Regions from separate parts of the Homo sapiens genome. Here regions 1 and 2 are each linked to region 3. Evidence: chromatin contacts called from ENCODE Hi-C or POLR2A ChIA-PET data. All regions are on one chromosome and are shown on one strand. The core of a region is the stretch at or near the end of the contact, and the rest is flanking DNA. Distances in the headings are between cores, read along the strand shown.

Region 1 (3,519 bases), core at 19-2,518, 2.8 Mb before region 3:
GGGTTAGGCACACACCTTAGGAGAAGCGAACCTGAGTGTTAAGAAACCTTTCTCTGTGTCTGGAGCTGAATTTGAGGATGTAAAGATGACCAGGACACGGAAGGGAAGACTAGTTTAGGGCAGGGGATTGTGAGTGAAGTTACTAACCGGAAAAACTAGCGAATCTTGGAGAAATGTGTGGAATTTTCATAGAACTTCAAATGCATTATCAGGAAACGCAGTAAAACTTGACAGTATCAGTGTCGCAGGTAAAGAGGGGCAGGTGTGGCCGCCTTGTACTTCCTCTGACACTTCCCCCTCGTGACTCGATTATTTATTTATTTATTTATTTATTTATTTTGAGACAGGGTCTCACTCTGCCACCCAGGCTGGAATGGCTCATTGCAGCCTCGACCTCCAGGGCTGAAGCGATCCTCCCACCTCAGCCTCCCAAGGAACTGGGACTACAGGCACGCACCACCACGCCCGGCTAATTTTTGTATTCTTTTGTAGAGACAGGGTTTCGCCGTGTTGCCCAGGGTGGTCTCGAACTCCTGGGCTCGAAGCAATTCGTCCACCTCGGCCTCACAAAGTGCTGGGATTACAGGCGTGAGTCACCGCGCCCGGCCCTGACTTGATTTTTTTCTGCCACCAAATCACTGTGTTATTGATAAACCACATTCCTCTCTGGACCTCAGTTCGACCGAGCAAATCCTGCTCCAGCACTCTAGAACTTAGCTGTATCTAACTCCCGAGTCAATCCAAATGTGTTCTTTCCTCTTGGCAGCGTTCCTGCCTCCTGGCATGGCAATCCTCTTCCCTGAGACTGGCAGTTGCTCAAGATAGGAAGCTCCCGGGACCAGACCCGAGCGCCAGCCGGCTACGCCGTCCGCTGGCCTGAGCAAATAAACGCGTGTCTTCAAAAAACTACAATCCCCATGGTGGCACGCGCCTGTAGTCCCAGCTACTCTGGTGGCTGAGGCAGGAGAATGGCGTAAACCCGGGAGGCGGAGCTTACAGTGAGCCGAGATCGCGCCACTGCACTCCAGCCTGGGCGACAGAGCGCTCAAAAAAAAAACAAAAAACAAAAAACAAAAAACTACAACCCCCATGAAGCTTTAGTGCCTTTGAGGGGAGGAGTGGCGCATGTTTGTTCACGCACGAAAAAGAAATTAAACCTAACTACCGTTCCCAGAGGGCGCCGCTCTGCAAATTACCCAATCAGCTCTAAGTACAAAGCATCGCGAGTCTTTAGTGCTCTTTGGCGCTATAAGCCCGTGGGAACGAGCATTGGAGACCCTTTTCACAAGATGGCGCCGAAAGCGAAGAAGGAAGGTGTGTGTTGGTGATGGGGCCGCAGCTGGTTTACCGGGGATTGCCGCGCCGCAGAGCGAACGAATTGGGAACACGGCTGCTGGGCTAAGCCCTGAGGGCTCTGCTCCGGGGCTGCTCCCTGCGTTTCGGACACGCTGCAGTATACGTGGGCCGCGTGGGCCCAGCCTCGTGGGCTGAGTTCCGGTAGAGGGAGTTGGGGGGGGGCAACGCGGCAGGCATCATCCGCCAGGGAGGGCCAGACATTCGGTTCTGGGAAGCTACATGCATCCACTGGTTGGAGCTCCATGTCCCCGGGCCTGTAAGGAATTAGTGCCCTCAGCTTTAACCATTTTCCTTCTGGTTCATGTTCAACCGGGCTACATTACCCGCCCCTCTCTCCGCAGCGTGGTTTTGCGATGGGGTATGTGTAAAATTCGTAGGACATTTTCTGGAAAGTATCAAGCGTTCATTCAGTGCTACTTTGTTTCATAGTCGTATCCCTGGAGTTACTTAGAGTTGGTCGCTTTCGCCTCTGGTATCGTGCATATGATGGAAAAGTTTTAATCTCCTGACACTTGTGATGTCTTCAAAGGAACCACTGATGCACCTGTGGCCAGGGTGGCCCACTGCAGTTCTTGGGGCCGGAAGTGACCGATTTCTAAATCCCGCACCCACGTTTTCTTTCCTTTTCTCCCAGCTCCTGCCCCTCCTAAAGCTGAAGCCAAAGCGAAGGCTTTAAAGGCCAAGAAGGCAGTGTTGAAAGGTGTCCACAGCCACAAAAAGAAGAAGATCCGCACGTCACCCACCTTCCGGCGGCCGAAGACACTGCGACTCCGGAGACAGCCCAAATATCCTCGGAAGAGCGCTCCCAGGAGAAACAAGTCAGTACTGCCCCCTGTACCCATGAAAAGATTTGGGTATTCTCCATTGGTAATTTGGAAATTCACTCACTCTGCGTGATGGTTTCTCAAACGCAAATTGTGTCCAGTGTGCTTCTCTAATTGGAAGTATGAGGAGATTGTTTCTGCTGCATTTACAAAACTGGCAGGATCAGCCCAGAGGCCGGGCGCGGTGGCTCACGTCTGTAATCCCAGCACTTTGGGAGGCCGAGGGGGGGCGGATCACTTGAGGTCAGGGGTTCGAGACCAGCCTGAGTGACATGGAGAAACCCCGCGTCTATTAAAAATAGAAAATTCGCCGGGCATGGTGGCGCATGTCTGTAATCCCAGCTACTCGCGGGAGGCTGAGGCAGGAGAATCGCTTGAACCCGGGAGGTGGAGGTTGCGGTGAGCGGAGATCGTACCATTGCATTCCAGCCTGGGCAATAAGAGTGAAACTCTGTCTCAAAAAAAAAAAAACCCTGAGTCTCTCAAAATTTGTTAGGTTAATTATTGCTTCACATGTGGTCACGGTTTGAAAACTTATTTTGGGGGGAGTATAAAGTAGAATACAGAGATTCCTTGCTCATAGCTCCTACTGCTATCGGGAACAATCCTTGAGGGTGAGAACGTGGATTGATTCTTGATTGATAGTGGGGATTCCATTATCTGTATTTGGCAGTTATGGCCTGCTGCGGTGTATAGAAGCTTCTTTCCATTCATTTTCCCGAATTTTCATACTGCTCAAGGAACAGTTGGGGGGGAATGGGCAGAAGGTTGGGCACTTGAGTATTTGAGCTATCGGTAATAACTGACTTTTTAGGGAGCACAGATTTGAGTAGAGCCATGGTAGTAGTTAGTACCAATGGGTTTTTGCTGCTTCTACTCTTTCTTAACAGAAAAAGTGGATTGTGTTCATATAGGAAAGCAGTTCACAGACTGTCTTCCTGCCCCTCCCGCCACCAAGCTGGACCTAGAATCAAGTGTGACTTTAAATGGGGAAAGCTGTGTTACAGTTGTGCTTAAGCCACTGCTGTGGCTTAACCTCACCTATGCATAAGAATTTGCTCGTGGCTGGCCGGGCGCGGTGGCTCGAGCCTGTAATCCCAGCACTTTGGGAGGCTGAGGCGGGCGGATCACGAGGTCAGGAGATTGAGACCATCGTGGCTAACACGGTGAAACCCCGTCTCTACTAAAAATACAAAAAAAATTAGCCGGGCGTGGTGGCAGGCGCCGCTAGTCCCACTACTGAGTCCCAGGCTGAAGCAGGAGAATGGTGTGAACCCAGGAGGCGGAGCTTGCAGCGAGCCGAGATCCTGTCACTGCACTCCAGCCTGGGCGAAGCGAG
Region 2 (3,737 bases), core at 326-2,825, 2.5 Mb before region 3:
GCTGCAGAAAGTCAGCTAGCGGCTGCAAGCGCCCGTTATTTCGGCAGTCAGGGGCAGGCCGGGTGAAGGAATGCGCAGAGAAGGGTCCGCCAAGAAGCTCCAAAAGGGTCCCCAGACCTTACCAGCACTGGAGGTGGAAGGCAGCCGGGCAGTGGTCGCAGCACAGGAGATCTCCACCTTCCTTGCAGCTATCGCAGCTGTCGTGGTTGGTGGCCCTGCCGCTTCTCCGGGGCTCCTTCTCAGGCTTCCGACTGCGCTTTTCTGCCTCGTCCGTCTTGGGGGGAGCCAGCAGAGCTTGGATTTGCTGCACACACATACAAACGGCGTGTGTGCACACTCGGAGCTCCCGGGCGGTCCGTCGCCCCCCCGGCGCGGTTTCTCCGTCACCCACCCCTCTCCCCCCTTTTGTCCTTCTTCCTCCCATCCAGGCTGCTCCCAGAATCTCTCAGCCCCCGGAACCAGGGGGAGCCCACCCTAACCGCGTTCCTGCAGCACAACAACGAGAACAGCTTCTTCCAAATGGGGAGGATCAAGGGTAGGGGGATGGGAAGAGGGTGCGCGGTTCCCTTCTTGCCACTTCCTTGTATGGACAGTGGGGGACTCCAAAGACCCGCTCGGGAGAGGCCCAAAGCCCGGTACCCGGACGTGCTGGGGGAAGCACAAAGGGGCCAACAAGAAGGGGGTGGGGAGGCCTGCCGGTGCAACGAGATGGAGTGGGCTGGCGCCTCGGGAGAGCGAATCGAGGGCGGCGGGTAGGTGAAACTGCTGCAAACGTCCTCGGAGGCTGAGCTCAGCCCCCTAAATTGCAAAGAGGGGAGGGAGAGGCTAGGTGAGGAAGAATCCCCCTCCCTCGGCCATCTAGGCGCTTCGAGTTTAGGACTGGCTTTGTGGGGCGGAGGGCGGAGGTTCCCTCCCGGCGCTGGAGGAAGGAGATGAGGAGGGCCACTCTTACCTCCATCAGCCCCCCTGATGTGTCCAAGTCGTACACGATCGTCTTGGTCTCCATTTTCTCCCACATTCATCCACCTCCCGGGCTGGGTGCTCTCTGCTCCGGCCCCCCCAACCCCGGGGGGAGGGGGGAGGTGAGGGGAGGGGGCGCTCCTGACCCCGGCCCCGCTTTTTTCCCAATACGGGTCCCGACTTCCTCGCCCTGGCTCCCCCCCACCCCCCGGCCCCCAGTCCCCGGGACGACAGCGTCCTCCCGACGGGCCGCGAGGGGGGAGCGGCCCCTCAGTCCCGGCCCGGCTGCTGGCTGCACAGTGGGTCCCGGCTCCGGGGGTCAGGCCTCGGCGGGGCCTAGTCCCACAGGCTAAAGCCGGCACTGGCGACAGCCGGTCCGGCCGGGAAGGCTGGCGGGCGCTGCCATCCCGGGGCTGGGGGTATCGGAGGGGGGGTGAGAGGTTACGTGAGGTTGTGGTACGTGAGGTGACTGGGGGGAGGGTGATGGGGGGTGGTCCCCGGGCTCCGCCTCTCGCCGCCGCCGCCGTCTGCGTCCCGGCTGCCGCGCACTTGGCGCAAACTTACCGCGAGCGCCCGCAAAGCCACCCGCGCAGGCGCCCCGGGATCGGCGCTCGCCGCGCGCAACCGCAGTGACAGCCGGCGGCCTGGCTCCCGCGCAGCCGCGGTGAGGGAGTACCCCCCAGCGCGCAGCCGCGCTGGCATTCGTCTGGAGGACCGAAGCCCCACCTTTCTGCCCTGCGCCAGCGCACTGAGACAAAAGGGCGGGACCTGAGGTCTCGCGCAGGCGCTTGAGAAAGCTTGTAGGGGTCAAGGCGCAGCCGCAGGAAGCTAGGGACTGTTCATCCATTGGTGTTTGTGTGCAAACTAAGACGACTCTGTTCTGCGCAGGCGTGTTGGGGGTGCTCCCCCTTCCTCTCCATAACACAGACGCCTCCCGCGCAGGCGTATTGCCTTCCGCAGGCCCTCACAAGAAAGCTGCTCCTTTCGCCATTTTGGTAATGGGATATGGGCTATCATGCCCTTGGAGTCCTCAGGCATGAACAGAAAGGAGCAAGGTGTGGTGTTGGATGGAGCTGGTCGCCTGTCGGTGACAGCAGTATTCCTAGGGATGTTGTACTTGACCGTTTGGTTCTACCATCGGGTGTGGCTGGACCAGGCCACCATATTGGTAAAGAGAAAAGCCATTTGAGACAGAAAATGACGCTTTTGGAGGCGTGTGGGATGACTGTGGTTCCTAATTCTCTCCCGCTCCTGACAGATAATTTTATCAGTTAATTGTATCCTCAGCATCCCTGCCTTGCGTGGTGGTGGCACTGGAGAGTTCCGCCTGCCCGTTACCACCCTCTCTTCACCACTGTCCCTGAGATCTGCTCTTCAAGAGGAAGCCTAAAGTGGAGAGTTTGTAATCCTGACAACGCCCAGCTACCTGCGTACCCCGGACTCCAACTCCCAGTTTGCAACGCCAAAGGGTCTAAAGGGCGAACGGGGGCGCATTGCATCCTGGGAGCAAGAATCGCGATAGGTCTGATGGATTGTGGGAACTGTAGTTCCATGTGCGTGCGATGCACTCTATGGTAGGATAGACCCGGGGAAGAGTCATTTGCCGGCCAGGAAGGGATACTTTTGAGAGCGTCAGTGCTGCATGCCGGGATTTGTAGTCTGAGGGCCCGCCTCGCATTCTGGGCGGGGATTCATGCTCCTTTTCAGGGCGCCCGCTCCTCCCCTTGGTATTGCCGTCAGAGATGGGCGGTTGGTTATTGCTGCCTGATGGTGGATGAAGCAGTGGAAAAGAGAATTGTATCGTTGTGCTTGACACTAGGGGTTTAGTTGGAATTGTTGCTTCGTAGCTGTGCTCGGCCCACTTTTAATGTTAAGGGACACAGCATTCTCAGAGTCGTCAAACTAGCAAGGGTTTAGAGACCATCTGATTTAATCCCCTCTTTTCCAGATGCACAGGGAGGCGCAGTGATTTGCCTAGGTCACATAGTGCATTTATGGCAGACCTAAGAATTGGATTTCTTGATTCTCAAGCCAGACACTGTCCATTACACTATGTCGACTGTGTCTAAGGAATTACTATGCTTGCTTTGGGGACAGTAAGGAGGATGAGTTAGACAGAGTGGGGATGTCAGTGTATGGAGTCTTAGGTTTCTGTTTTCCTGACTTTTCGCTTTTCTGATGACCCTCTTGGTGCCTGGAAAGAATGATAAGGTCATGGATGGTGGGGTGGAGAATGTCATGTGAATTGGCTGCCCTCTGCTTTCTACCATTCTGAGCCAACAATAAACTTCAGGAGCTGTGGACCAGAGATGTGGCCATCAGAGAGGGGAGGGCTGAGCTAGATTGTTTGTATGAAAGAGGCAAGATTTTCTATCTCCTATGGCTATATTTTATGTCACAGGCTCTCAGAGTTTAGAACCTCATGTGCCCTCTCTCTTTGGCTTTTTTTCCTACTGCTCAGGGCCCAGCTGTGCTGCTGTGTTAACCTGGAGGCATTATGGAACAGGTAAGTAAGCCATTGGCATCCATCCACTGGACAAGGCTTTGCTTTGATCAACACCATCAATTGCAGCTGATAATAGGAACTATGGGCTAATGAGGGAAATAAGACTTGGCTCTGTTGACAAGAGCCAGGGAAACTTCACACCTCTTCCTCTTGGAACTTGCAGGATGAGGTTAGGCCAGTGGGGCCAAGGAATGCTCCCACCTTGGAGAGCTCCCGCCCTGACAGTTGAGGGGGGATTGAGGGGCGAGCAGGTGGGATACAGACGCCTTTG
Region 3 (3,440 bases), core at 515-3,014:
TGGCCTCCCTCTTCACTCCCTCTGCCTGTGGCAGGCAGCAGCACAGTTCTATGGGGTCCTAAGGACCCCAGGGAGTCACTCCCACATTTGAGCAGCAACTTTGGGTTTAGTCTGTCCAGGTTAGGGCCCCAGATCATATATATGTGTGTACACACACGTGTGTTTGCGTGTCATGCGGCATTCGGATGGGGCATCCTGTTCATCCACCCCCCTGCTATGGGGTGGCTGAAGGTTGGGGTGCCCTCTGAGTTTTTGGTGGGTGGGGCTTCAGCAGGGTGTCTTGGCTACCTCTCCTGGCCAGCACATGTTATCCTGGGAGGATTTGTAGCTTTGGGCCTGACCACGGTTCCAAGCACCATGATCTGGAGCCCACACTGGGTGGCAGGCTGCAGAGAAGGTGCCCCCAGAAGCCTGGACTGCACCCTTATCTGTTTTCATTTGGAGCTATTTTCTCATTATCTCATGCCAAGTGTCTGACTACACATGGCAGTCCTTCCCCAAGTGTTTGCAGCTTCATCATAATACTGTTAATTGAATGGAATTTGTCATTGGCCAGCTTCTGTGGACCCCATTCAAGGCTGAGTGGATGCTGGGGGCGCCCAGCTGGCCTTGCTCAGAGGGGTCCCGAGCGTCTTGGTGCTTCAGGAGCTGAGCCCCCCTCAAGAGCATTGATGACAAGAGCTCAGATTCTCAGAACCCCCCTGAGCACCCAGACAACCTTGGTGGTTACTTCTTCACTTTTTCGCATGACCTGGAAAGGAGATGAGACGGGGAGGAGAACATAGGCAACCAGAAGGACGTGCAGCCTACAAGGGTCGTATGAAGGTCAGAGGGGTGGCTGTGATGGCCCAGAGCTGTGGGGTCTGAGTGACCTCCAGCCCAGAACCGCCCAGCAGGCCAGTGCTAGTCATGCCAGCACTTCCAAACCCACTTCTTGACTGACCTTAAGAAATGGGAAGTTTTCCAACTGTTGGTCACATTTTTAATTGATCTAACCTGCTTCATCTTCCCAGACAAGTGGGTTCTTTCCCAACAATGTAAACATTAATTCAGATGAAAACAAAGCTCTGTAGAAGTTATTAATATCTGTGGCTCTGCTCATGGGAGCCTTTCTCTTTTGAGGTACCAGAAAGAGGAAGGCCTAAACAGAACTGGAGTGTGGGAGAGTGGGCGGGCTCTCTCTCTTTAGTCATCTGTGGTCACCCCCCACCCCCCTGCGCTGTGCAAGCCTGATACCATGGAAAGGGAACCCACATTTCAAATAGCTGCTGCTGCTCCGGTGAACTTGGGGTAAGGGAGCTGAGGGGTGTCTACCCTCTGCACCAGACTCAAGTCTCCCTCCTAGAATAGGAGCGAGAATAGCAGCAAGTCCCTGCCCCCTGCTCCCTCGTTTTCCTGGAAGAAATGCCTACCTAAGACACAGACACCTGCATCCCACGCTTTGTCACCCAATGCCTGTTTCCTTAAGGAGAAAAAATGGGCGCCAGAAAACTTCTAGGTCTAGATCCTGGCTCTGTTGCTCGCTAGTTGTGGAACTTTGGACAGGCGACCTCACCCTTCTGATTTCACTTTCCCTGGCCTCACTCTTCACTCCCTCTGCCTGTGGGCAGGCAGCAGCATGGTTCTGTGGGGTCCTAAGGACCCCAGGGAGTCACTCCCACATTTGGGCAGCAGCTTTGGGTTTAGTCTGTCCAGTTTAGGGCCCCAGATCGTATATGTGTGTGTGCACACACGTGTGTGTTTGCGTGTCAGGCAGCATTCAGATGGGGCATCCTGTTCATCCACCCCCCTGCTTTGGGGTGGCTGAGGGTTGGGGTGCCCAACAGGTAGAATGGGGTTGATAATAGCACCTGCCTCGCAGGGTGATGGTGAAAATAAAATGAGCCATGGTGATTTAAGATGCCCAGTCTAGGTTCTGGCCTTTACTTAGTTGACACTCGTGGACGGTTAGATGGTTAGAGAGGCAGGCCAGTTTAGTACCAAAATGCCTTCAGAGTCAGGCTGTCTCTGGGTTCAGATCCTGGCTCTGCCCCTTGCTATTGGTGGAATCTTAGACAAGTTATTTAATTTCTCTGTGCCTCAGCTTCCCCACCTGTAAAACGAGGATGAGGCTAGTACCTCCCTCACAGGGTTCGTGGTAAGAGGATGAGGCTAGTACCTCCCTCACAGGGTTCGTGGTAAGGCTCAAATATGTAAATGTATGAAAAGCACTTAAAACTGTGCTTTGGGGTGAGCTGTTATTCTTAGTTCCTGCAGGCTTCAGCTGGTTTGATTGTTGTGACTAATAACCTTCGCACCTAACAGAATGTCTTGCCGGGGAGTGTCATGGCCCAAACAGGAAGGTGGCAGCGGAAAAACTCCATTACTCAAGGGCCTTTGCAAGAGAAGCAAAACTCTACTTCCTCAGCTTCTGTGGGTTTTTAAATCTTTTTTTTCAATTTTAATTTTAATTTTTTTAAAAAAAAAGTAGAAATGAGGTGTTACTATGTTACCCAGGCTGATCTCGAATTCCTGCCCTCAGGTGATCCTCCCACCGCGGCCCCCCAAAGTGCTGGGATTACAGGCATGAGCCTCTGCACCCAGCCAGCTTCTGTGTTTTTAACAAACCTTGCTCGGGCTCTGCAGATACAGATTCTGGGTCTGGGGTGAAGTGACTAGCATTTGTGTGGCAGTCTGTGAATGAGATGTCAAGCAGCTTCCGAGGTAACAGACTTCTCCCCAGGTTCAGTGAGGGAGACTGTACCTAGCCTGTCCTTCCAGAGGCTGCTCACACTGCCAGGCTGTGGCTGGCCTGCCAAGGGGAGGATGGCCCTCCACACCTCGGCCCACCTGCCCTTCACCTCCAGCCAGGGCCTGCCTGTCCATCCACCTGTGCCTAGCTGGAAAAGCTGGCTTGGAGCAGTGCTGCCCATCTGCCACTGCCAGCCCCCAGCATCTGCCTTATTAAAATGCTGAGGCTCTGGCTGGCCACAAGCCCCAGGAGATTTGGAGAAAAGCCAGACAAAAAGGTGCAGGCTGTGCCACCGCCCAGCCACACTGGGTGACTGCCCTTGGTAGTTAACCACAGAGTCATCCAGCTTGGCTGCCCAGAGGTCTATAGCTCCACTCAGGCGAAGCTGGCTAGCCTGGCCTAGCCTGGCTGGTTAGGTGGGCAGGACAGCCTCCACTTGACTGATTTTTTTTTTTTTTTTTTTTTTTTTTGAGACAGGGTTTCGCATTTCTGCCCAGGCTAGAGTGCAGCGATACAATCTTGGCTCACTGTAGCCTCGACCTCCTGGGCTCAAGTGATCCTCCCACCTCAGCTGCCTGAGTAGCTGGGTGCACCACCACTCCCGGCTATTTATTCATTTGGTAGAGATGAGGTCTCACTATGTCACCCATGCTGGTCTCAAACTTCTAGGCGCAAGCAATCCTTCCACCTTGGCCTCCCAAAGTGCTGG

What was found. A loop is a pair of places that touch in the nucleus more often than their neighbours do. ChIA-PET counts read pairs that join two places held with the same protein, here RNA polymerase II (POLR2A). Pooled maps may share reads with other maps.
Region 1: a pooled map shows a loop between it and region 3 (11-fold over the local background). The contact joins the promoter of RPL23A here to the enhancer-like site in region 3. A Hi-C loop is called at or near these places in 6 of 50 pooled maps. POLR2A ChIA-PET finds 5 or more read pairs at or near these places in 2 of 52 experiments (B cell and activated CD4-positive, alpha-beta T cell).
Region 2: a pooled map shows a loop between it and region 3 (4-fold over the local background). The contact joins the promoter of PHF12 here to the enhancer-like site in region 3. A Hi-C loop is called at or near these places in 1 of 168 maps with a recorded cell type or tissue (CD8-positive, alpha-beta T cell) and 5 of 50 pooled maps. POLR2A ChIA-PET finds 5 or more read pairs at or near these places in 1 of 52 experiments (GM12878).

The regions. Positions count from the first base shown.
Region 1 is chr17:28,718,717-28,722,235 of GRCh38, forward strand. It overlaps RPL23A (ribosomal protein L23a), which reads left to right and starts at 1,269. Exons shown (of 5, transcript NM_000984.6): 1 at 1,269-1,314; 2 at 1,991-2,174. The coding sequence starts at 1,290. SNORD42B (small nucleolar RNA, C/D box 42B) reads left to right here and starts at 1,834; the gene lies at 1,834-1,900. RefSeq lists enhancers at 1-525, 526-1,127, 784-833, 1,264-1,483, 1,824-1,983.
Region 2 is chr17:28,949,943-28,953,679 of GRCh38, forward strand. It overlaps PHF12 (PHD finger protein 12), which reads right to left and starts at 1,576. Exons shown (of 15, transcript NM_001033561.2): 1 at 953-1,576; 2 at 123-304. The coding sequence starts at 1,018. LOC105371716 (a long non-coding RNA gene) reads left to right here and starts at 1,660. Exons shown (of 5, transcript XR_001752822.2): 1 at 1,660-3,466. RefSeq lists enhancers at 1-77, 1,818-1,867, 1,968-2,377, 2,079-2,700 and a silencer at 1,378-1,647.
Region 3 is chr17:31,492,192-31,495,631 of GRCh38, forward strand. The region is part of intron 3 of RAB11FIP4 (RAB11 family interacting protein 4); the gene reads left to right. Among named protein-coding and RNA genes, the nearest start is that of MIR4724, 41 kb to the right of the region's middle. Within about 2 kb of position 1,765, at least 16 of the 41 ENCODE cell types and tissues checked have a DNase peak (open chromatin) inside an H3K27ac peak, as active enhancers do; they include B cell, CD8-positive, alpha-beta T cell and GM12878, where a contact is called at or near this core.